Regions from separate parts of the Homo sapiens genome. Here region 2 is linked to region 1. The links are chromatin loops, found by intact Hi-C in ENCODE. Cell type or tissue: adrenal gland. All regions are shown on one strand.

Region 1 (5,000 bases):
CCTCCCGCCTCAGCCTCCCAAAGTGCTGGGATTACAGGTGTGAACCATCATGCCTGGCCCTATAACTGACTTTTTACTTAGCATATTGTGATTGTCTTTTTTAGTCGGTGCACACTGCCTTATTTGTTGTCATTCTGCTGCGCTATGGCTATACCATAATTAATCAACTCCTCAATGATGCTTGCTTAGGTTGTTTCTGTTTGTTCATAGAGATTGTTTCAGTGAACATTTTTGTGTATCTCTTTGCATACCAAAATGCTTGTGCCAGTGTTTCTATTATACGAAGATACATTTCAAAAGGAGAGATTATAAAATCAAACACAATGTACGTTTCAGTTTTTTAATTTTCATTTTTAGAGATAGGGCCTCACTCTGTCACCGAGGCTGGAGTGCAGTGGTGCAATCATGGCTCACTGCAGCCTTGAACTCCTAGGCTCAAGCGATCCTCCCACCTCAGCCTCCTCAGTAGCTGTGACTACAGGCACATGCCATGACGCCCGGCTAATTTTTTTTTTAAATTTTTTGTAGAGACAGGGTCTTGCTGTGTTGCCCAGGCTGGTCTTGAACTCCTGGTCTCAAGTGATCCTCCTGCCCTCAGCCTCCTGAGTAGCTGGGATTACAGGCTGTACTTTTTAGTTGTTTTACCAGGATGCATGGCACATTGGGAAGTGAGAGGACTGTGACCAGGAGCCAAAAGCTCTGCGTTCCTTTCTGTAGAATATAGGAAGACACCTCTTTACAGATCATTCTGTCAACAGTGCTTCCCTTGATTTGTGCGATGATGTGAGAACCTTGCGTTGGATGTTGTAACTTGAGCTGTGTAATTCCTATAATATTAAAGTAATGTAGAATATTGTGTTTGTGTTTTTTAAACAGGAGTATGCCAAAATGGTCCAGGTCTTACATGCATACTGTATCATTTCAGCAGGCATCCGTGTAAGTTGCACCAATCAGCTTGGACAAGGAAAACGACAGCCTGTGGTATGCACAGGTGGAAGCCCCAGCATAAAGGAAAATATCGGCTCTGTGTTTGGGCAGAAGCAGGTAGTGATGGCCGGTTACTTCAACGCCTCTTATTGCTCTAGTGATTATAGCGGGTTTCCATTGTCCCTTCCAGTAGAATGGAGAATAAAATCTTAGAATTGATTTTTTTTTTTTTTTTGAGAGGGAGTCTCGCACTGCTGCCCAGGCTGGAGTGCAGTGGTGTTGTCTTGGCTCACTGCAACCTCCGCCTCCCAGATTCAAGCAATTCTCCTGCCTCAGCCTCCCGAGTAGTGGGATTACAAGCATGCTCCACTACGCCAGGCTAATTTTTTGTATCTTTAGTAGAGACGGGGTTTCACCGTGTTGGCCAGGCTGGTCTCGAATTCCTGACCTCGTGATCCACCAGCCTCGGCCTCCCAAAGTGCTGGGATTACAGGTGTGAGCCACCAAGCCCGGCCGGTTTTTTTTTTTTTTGAGCTGGAGTCTTGCTCTGTTGCCCAGGTTGGAGTGCAGTGGCGCCATCTTGGCTCACTGCAACCTCTGCCTCCCGCGTTGAAGCAATTCTCCTACCTTAGCCTCCTGAGTAGCTGGGATTACAGGCACATGCCACCAGGCCCAGCTAATTTTTTGTATTTTTAGTAGAGATGGGGTTTCATCTTGTTGGCCAGACTGGCCTCGAACTCCTGACCTCTAGTGATCCGCCTGCCTCGGCCTCCCAAAGTGCTGGGATTACAGACGTGAGCCACTGCGCCCAGATTAAGAATTGATTTTTAAAGTGCCTATCACAAGGCCCGGCGCAGTGGCTCACGTCTGTAATCCCAGCACTTTGGGAGGCTGAGGTGGGCGGATCACGAGGTCAGGAGTTTGAGACCAGCCTGATCAATATGGTGAAACCCCATCTCTACTAAAAATACAAAAATTATCTGTTCGTGGTGGCAGGCACCTGTAATCCCAGCTACTCAGGAGGCTGAGGCAGGAGAGTCGCTGGAACCCGGGAGATGGAGGTTGCAGTGAGCTGAGATTGCACCACTGCACTGCAGCCTGGGCGAGAGAGCAAGACACCATCCCAGGAAAAAAAAAAAAAAAAAAACAAAGTACCTATCACAAAAATTGATGTTTGAGAGCTGAATGTGTTTCATTTTATTCTTCCAGAGACACTCGTATACTGCGTCTTTTCACTCTCTCTCTGAAAAAAATATAAGTTATTGTGGGCAATGTGTGGGTTCTGAATAAGTAGGTACTTGTTTCATCTTTCTTATATCATAAAATCAAAATTGTTGTTCCCACGGCTCACACATGTAATCCCAGCACTCTGGGAGAGGAAACTGTTGGGATTATGTGTTTGAACCACCCGGCCAACAATTTTGAGGTGGGAGAATCGCTTGAGCCCAGGAATTTAAGACCAGCTTGGATAACACGGCAAGATCCCATCTCTACAAAAAAATTAAAAAATTAGCCAGGTGTGGTGGTGTGCACCTGTAGTCCCAGCTACTCACTCGACAGGCTGACGCAGGAGGATTGCTTGAACCCACGAGTTTGACATTGCAGTGAGGTATGATTGAGCCATTGTACTCCAGCCTGGGCAATAGAGGGAGACCCTGTCTCAAAAAACAAAACAAAACAAAAGATTCTTTTAATTTTTTTTGCGCTTGTAATGTCAATAGCTTGACTAAGAAAGAAAACAGATTAAGTCCACTCTGTCTTTATTAGGAAGTAACTGTGAATTTTTTTTTTTTTTTTTCAGTTGCAAAGCCTCATTCCTTTTGTTCAGCTGCCCCCTAGTGACTCCGTGTGTGAAGAGTACGGTTTGAGCTGTTCCGATGCTCTGCATAATCTTTTTTAGTAAGTAGATTGCTGGCAAGAGAACTACAATTGAACATTTTATCCTGAGAGCTTTTTTTTTAAAGATAGTGATTCTAAGGCTAATAGTTTCGTGTCTTTTTTTTTTTTTCTTGAGACGGAGTCTTGCTTTGTTGCCCAGGCTGGAGTGCAATGGTGCTATCTTGGCTCACTGCAACCTCTACCTCCTGAGTTCAAGCAATTCTCCTGCCTCAGCCTCCTGAGTAGCTGGGATTACAGGCACGTGCCACCACACCCGGCTAATTTTGTATTTTTAGTAGAGACGGGGTTTCACCATGTTGGCCAGGCTGGTCTCGAACTCCTGACCTCAGATGATCCGCCCACCTTGGTGTCCCAAAGTGCTGGGATTACAGGCATGAGCCACCACGCCTGGCTAGGGATAATAGTTTTTTATGTCCTTTATAAAACTGTGAGCAATGCTGTGGCTAAGAAAGATGATTTATACAAAGGAGTCAGTTGCTTAATTCAAACCATGTTTTGAGTAAGTGGTATATTTCAGGTGGTTTTCTGTTGAGCAGGTCTTCTTTAAGGCTCTGTTTAGTTAGACTAACTTGTAAATTATTTTATCATTTTAAATGATTTTGACTTTCCTGGCATCTGATGAAGGCAGTTCAGTGTCATTACTTTTCGTATAAGAAAATAGACACTTCCATAAATAGGATTGGTCCTGTAAAGATATCTATCTATCTGTGTGTATATATATATATATATATATATTTTTTTTTTTTTTAGCTTTGAGATGGAGTCTTGCTTTGTTGCCTAGGCTGCAGTGCAGTGCCGTGATCTTGGCTCACTGCAACCTCTGCCTCCCTGCAACCTCTGCCTCCCAGGTTCAAGCGATACTCCTGCCTCAGCCTTCCGAGAAGCTGGGACTACAGGTGTTCACCACCATGCCCGGCTGATTTTTTGTATTTTTAGTGGAGACGGGGTTTCGCCATGTTGCCCAGGCTGGTCTTGAACTCCTGACCTCAGGTGATCCACCCACCTTGGCCTCTCAAGGCTCTGGAATTACAGGCATGAGCCACCACACCCAGCCTAAGATCTGTATTTCTTTTTGTTTGTTTGTTTGTTGCCTTGAGATCTATATTTCTTACTCTTCCTCCACTTGCTTTTGGCTTATGCCTGAAATGGTAAACATGGAGCTTTATGTCTTTATGTGAAGGTGGTGTTCTTCTGGAAATGCCGGTATCCCTGGGGTGGGTCTCATGTGAAGCAAGCGCTTTACCAAGACATGAGATATAAGCGTCCTACCCGGGAGGTTTTGAAAGGGGAGGGAATGTGGGCAAAATTCTGAGCACAAGTGGTTAGACTTCATTGACAAACCAGGGGTGGCAGCACGGAGGTTCTGAGAATGCATTTGAAGCGAGACCCACTTACAGAGGCTGAGGATTTATCAGGAAGGGTAAGGAGAGCTGCAACACATCAGTTTTGGACGCACTGCATCACCTGTGGTGCATTGGTTGACTGTAGGAGCTTTAGAATATTCCAGAAGGTTTGGTTCTTTGATGACTCATCAAGATTTGGAGCACAGATACCCGTGAACTGCAATAGTGATCCTTATCAGCATGTCACCTGGTGTTTTGTTTTCATTTCACTTTAAGAATGTGCCATGTGATCGTATTTCTAATCCCTTTCACTCTGGAATCCTGCCCTTACCATATTAATGTTGAATAGCATCTCAGGTTTCATTTCACAATGCACGCATGGAGTTGGAAGGAGTTCAACAGACAGACAGTTTTTCTTTATCAACCGGCGGCCTTGTGACCCAGCAAAGGTATTTAAAATTTTTTTGTGTTAGTTTGTTCTTTATGCCTTTGACTTTTAATTGATAACTTTTTTCTGATAATAGGCAGTTTACGTGGAGCTCGGGACTTTGAGAAACATGGCTTTAACATTATCTTATTTTGTGCATTTACAGAAGTCTACCGCAGATGGCCCCCAGCTTCAGATGTTTCAACTGAAGACTTTTCTGTCCGGGCGCAGTGGCTCATGCCTGTAATCCCAGCACTTTGGGAGGCCGAGGCGGGTGGATTGCCTGAGGCCAGGAGTTCGAGACCAGCCTGGCCAACATGACAAAACCCCGTCTCTACTAAAATACAAAAAATAACCAGGCATGGTGTTCCACGCCTGTAATCCCAGCTACATGGGAGGCTGAG
Region 2 (5,000 bases), 48 kb before region 1:
GCACTCTACATTAAAATAAAAATCTAATTGGTCTACATCATTAAGAAATTTAAGAAGCTGCTTATGGTGGTGCATACCCAGTCCCAGCTACTTGGGAGGCTGAGGCAAGACGACTGCTTGAGCCCAGGAGTCCTGGGCTGTAGTGCACTATGCCAGTCTGGTGTCCACATTAAGTCTGGCATCAGTATGGTGACCTTGATCTCCCAGGAGCAAGGGACCACCAGGTTGCCTAAGGAGGAGTGAACTAGCCCAGGTTGGAAACAGAGCAGGTCAGTACTCTGGTGCTGCTCAGTAGCAGGATCACACCTGTGAATAGCCACTGCAATCTAGCCTGGGCAACACAGCAAGACCCTGTCTTAGAAGAAAAATAAATAAAAAAGAAATTTCAGTAATTTTTTTTTTTTTTTGAGACAGAGTCTTGCTCTGTCACCCAGGCTGGAGTGCAGTGGCATAATCTCGGCTCACTGCAATCTCTGCCTCCTGGGTTCAAGCAATTCTCCTGCATCAGCCTCCGGAGTAGCTGGGATTACAGGCACCCGCCACCACACCCGGCTAATTTTTGAATTATTACTAGAGACGGGGTTTTACCATGTTGGCCAGGCTGGTCTTGAACTCCTGACCTCATGATCTGCCCTCCTCGGCCTCCCAAAGTGCTGGGATTACAGGCGTGAGCCACCATGCCCAGCTGAAATTTCAGTAAATTTATTTCTGAGCTTAGCTAACCAACTGCTGGCTGTTAGTGATTCTTAGGATTTCTGCTGTACAACATCGGTAATAATTTCTACTTGGAATACCCGTTACTGGTAAAACACCTGATTTTGTTTTCTTCATAGGGATGAAAAATTTCATTTTAGCCCATCCTTTCCAAATCAGCACAGCTTAGTGATACATGAGGTTTGTGAGGTTAGTAATCCTGTGAGCATGAGGTATCCTAGAACATTTTGATTCTCTCATGTTTTAATATTGATTGTTTGTATTTAACTTTCAGATCAAGGGAAGTAGCCTTGGAAGCACAAACTTCACGTTACTTAAATGAATTTGAAGAACTTGCCATCTTAGGAAAAGGTGGATACGGAAGAGTATACAAGGTTGTCTTCCACGTACTTGTTTTGACCTACTACCCTAAATAATTGTGTTTTCAGATATTGTTTTCATTATTCTTTTATTTATTTATTTTTTTGAGATGGAGTCTCGCTCTGTCGCCAGGCTGGAGTGCGCGGCGCAATCTCAGCTCACTGCAACCTCTGACTCCCTGGTTCAAGCGATTCTTCTGCCTCAGCCTCCCGAGTAGCTGGGATTACAGGCATGTGCTACTACACCCAGCTAATTTTTGTATTTTTAATAGAGACGGGGTTTCACCGTGTTGGCCAGGATGGTCTTGATCTCCTGACCTCGTGATCCACCCACCTCGGCCTTCCAAAGTGCTGGCATTACAGGCATAAGCCACCGTGCTCGGCCTGTTTTCATTATTATTATATAATGTACTCAAAGGAAAATTCCAAGAAATCTTGTATATTTACTTTTCTTTAACATTTGTCATGTACAGGGAAGTGGGCAGTTTGTAATGTTTTTCTAACCGTGTTGATTGTTTACATGGATTTTGGAAACTTTGAATTTTTGACCTATAGTTAATTTTAATTAAAAAATGTGTTACCAAAAAAAGTTGTACTACTGTGTTTTGAGCTAACATACACCTTTTGCTAACATTCCCGTTCTTCAGCCTAGAGCTTCTTAGGAGCTAGACTTCCAACACTATCTGAAAAGCTCTTAGTCCGGCTGACTTCCCTGAACATAGTAAGGAGACATGTCTTTAGCTATATTTTACCTCTTTGGCTAGTTTGGATTGTCTAAGCTCAGATTAAAAGAACCTCTTTATTCAGTTAAAGTTTAATGACACAATATACTTTGTCTTTTTTTCTACTTTTCAGGTCAGGAATAAATTAGATGGTCAGTATTATGCAATAAAAAAAATCCTGATTAAGGGTGCAACTAAAACAGTTTGCATGAAGGTATGATTTTTAAAAATTACTTATTTTGAATAATTGTGTATTTAGTTCTTTTTGAAAGAGTTATACATGTATATGTGTATATTTGGCAAAAGTAGGCGGTGTGGATTTCCAGTTTACTAGGAATGGGGTTATAGTAAAGTACCAAAATTAAATTATTATTATTTTTTGTTTTGAGATGGAGTTTCACTCTTTTGGCCAGGTTGGAGTAAAGTGGCGTGATCTCGGCTCACTGCAGCCTCCGCCCCGCAGGGTTCAAGGATTCTCCTTCCTCCCAAGTAGCTGGGATTACAGGCATCTGCCACCATGCCTGGCTAATTTATATATATATATATATATAATTTTTAAAATATGTTAACTTCTTAAAATAAATGATCGATATATAATATAGCTAGTTATGAAAAAACAGGAGCCCAGTTCCAGGTCAGTCTTCTCCCTGACATGCTGTGTGGTTCTGGACGAGTTGTCCAGTCCTCTGAGCCACTTCTGTCACCTGCCCTGAAATAGTAGTGACGGTAGTGATTTTACTTACCTTGGAGGACTGGGGTAGGAATCAAAAGAGAGAATGGTGATAAGTGTGCCATAAAAAGTATAAAATGCCCTATAAATATGTTATTTAGTTGCTATAACAATTGCCATTTGTTTCTTAAAAATATTTCCATTATATTGGCCAGGTGCAGTGGCTCACGCCTGTAATCCCAGCACTTTGGGAGGCGAAGGCAGGCAGATCACTTGAGGCCAGGAGTGTGAGACCAGCCTGGCCAACATAGCACAACCCTGTCTCTACTAAAAACACAAAAATTAGCTGGGTGTGGTAGTGCATGCTTGTAATCCCAGCTGCTCGGGAGGCTGAGGCACAGGAATGACTTGAACCCAGCAAAGTGATTGCAGTGAGCCAAGATGGCATCACTTCACTCCAGCCTGGGCAACAGAGTGAGACTCTGTCTCAAAAAAAAAAAAAAAATTTCTATTATTTTAACATAGTGTAGATGCCTTGTACAGAGGAGTTTTCATTACAGATGGTCCTCCATCTTATGATGGGATTATGTCCTGATAAACCCATCATAAATTGAAAATATTGTAAATTGGAGATGCATTTTAATATGCATAACCTACCGAACATTATAGCTTACCCTGCCTACCTTAAATGTGCTTCGAACACTTACATTACTCAATAGTTGGACAGAATCATCTAGCACAAAGCATATTTTATAATAAAATACCATATATCTCATGCACCGCATACTGCAAGCTGGAGAAAAGATCAAAATTCAAAGTATGTCAAAAATTGTGATGTCTTCATACCATTGTAAGTCAGGGGCCATCTGTATTTTGCTCTGGAACAAGAAGTATTGCATAAACATTTAACAAGTTATCAGCAAAAGGCAGATCTACTTCCATTTCTTTTCTAGGTCCTACGGGAAGTGAAGGTGCTGGCAGGTCTTCAGCACCCCAATATTGTTGGCTATCACACCGCGTGGATAGAACATGTTCATGTGATTCAGCCACGAGGTAAGCCGTTTTTGATGGTATGGTAGTTGAAGCGTTGGCAAACTTTAGCCCGTGCACCAAATCTGGCCTGCCTTTGTTTTTGTACATACCACAAGCTGAGAATGGTTTTTACATATTTTTTTTTGAGACGGAGTCTCACTCTGTCGCCCAGGCTGCTCCGCCTCCTGGGTTCACACCATTCTTCTGCCTCAGCCTCCTGAGTAGCTGGGGCTACAGGTGCCCGCCACCACGGCCAGCTAACTTTTTTTTTTGGTATTTTTTAGTAGAGACAGGGTTTCACCGTGTTAGCCAGGATGGTCTCGATCTCCTGACCTCGTGATTCGCCCGCCTCGGCCTCCCAAAGTGCTGAGATTACAGGCATGAGCCACCGCGCCTGGTTGGTTTTTACATTTTTAAATAGTTAAACAAAATCAGAAGATTTTGTGAAAATTATGTGAAATTATTTTTTTCTTTTCTTTTTTTTGAGACAGAGTCTCGCTCTGTCACCCAGGCTGGAGTGTAGTGGCGCGATCTTTGCTCACTGCAACCTCTGCCTCCTGGGCTTAAGTGATTCTTCTGCCTCAGCCTCCCGAGTAGCTGGGATTACAGGTGTGTGCCGCCACGCCTGGCTAATTTTTGTATTTTTAGTACAGACAGGGTTTCACCATGTTGCCCAAGCTAGTCTTGAACTCCTGACCTCAAGTGATCCACCTGCCTCGGCCTCCCAGAGTGCTGGGACTATAGGCATGAGCCTCTGTGCCTGGCCCAAAATTTAAATATCAATAAATAAAATTTATTAGAACACAGGCTCTTCATTTATATATTGTCTATGGCTGCTTTTTAAATTTAAAGTTAGCTGGGGGCAGTGTGGCTCATGGCTGTAATCCCAACACTTTGGGAGGCCGAGGCAGGAGGATCACAAGGTCAGGAGTTCGAGACCAGCCTGGCCAATATGGTGAAACCCCATCTCTAATAAAAATACAAAAATGAGGTGGGCATGGTGGTGAGCACCTGTAGTCCCGGCTACTCGGGAGGCTGAGGCAGCAGAATCACTTGAACCCGGGAGGTGGAGGTTGCAGTGAGCCAAGATCGTGCCAATGCATTCCACCCTGGGCAACAGAGCGAGACTGCCTCAAAAAAAAAATTACATTAAATTTTGTTTTAAAAATAGAGATGAGGAATCTCACTATATTGTGCATGCTGTTCTTAAACACCTGAGCTCAAGTGATCCTCGAGCCTCGGCCTCCCAAAGAGTTGGGATTACAGGCATGAGCCACTGGGCCTATGGCTGCTTTTATACCATAACAGAATTGTTCAGTTACAGCAGAGTCCCAGAGGGCCCTAAAACCTAAAATATTTACTGTCAAGTCCTCTGTGCTGTTTGCTGACCCCTCGTATAGTTGCATGGCTTTGTTTTTACGGTTCCTAACACGTGCCATTTGAATAAACTTTTTGTATTTTGCCAGAAGGTCATGACATTTTTAGACTTGTAGTCTCATTTGA

The links. Peaks named below come from ENCODE experiments on the same cell type or tissue, not always from the same donor. Only the 100,000 strongest peaks of a DNase experiment are listed, where the experiment ranks them.
Region 2: it touches region 1 in a loop (2.1-fold over the local background); 28 of 110 quality-filtered maps call a loop at or near these places.

Annotation. Positions count from the first base shown.
Region 1 is chr7:5,995,152-6,000,151 of GRCh38, reverse strand. It overlaps PMS2 (PMS1 homolog 2, mismatch repair system component), which reads left to right. Exons shown (of 15, transcript NM_000535.7): 6 at 877-1,044; 7 at 2,729-2,826; 8 at 4,519-4,618. Among named protein-coding and RNA genes, the nearest start is that of PMS2, 11 kb to the left of the region's middle. In adrenal gland, a CTCF peak has its summit at 2,751 (motif pointing left); no DNase peak of the experiment used is centred here; H3K27ac peaks cover 1,302 bases.
Region 2 is chr7:6,043,080-6,048,079 of GRCh38, reverse strand. It overlaps EIF2AK1 (eukaryotic translation initiation factor 2 alpha kinase 1), which reads left to right. Exons shown (of 15, transcript NM_014413.4): 5 at 989-1,088; 6 at 1,929-2,009; 7 at 3,419-3,518. It also overlaps the pseudogene RN7SL851P. Among named protein-coding and RNA genes, the nearest start is that of EIF2AK1, 14 kb to the left of the region's middle. In adrenal gland, no CTCF peak of the experiment used is centred here; no DNase peak of the experiment used is centred here.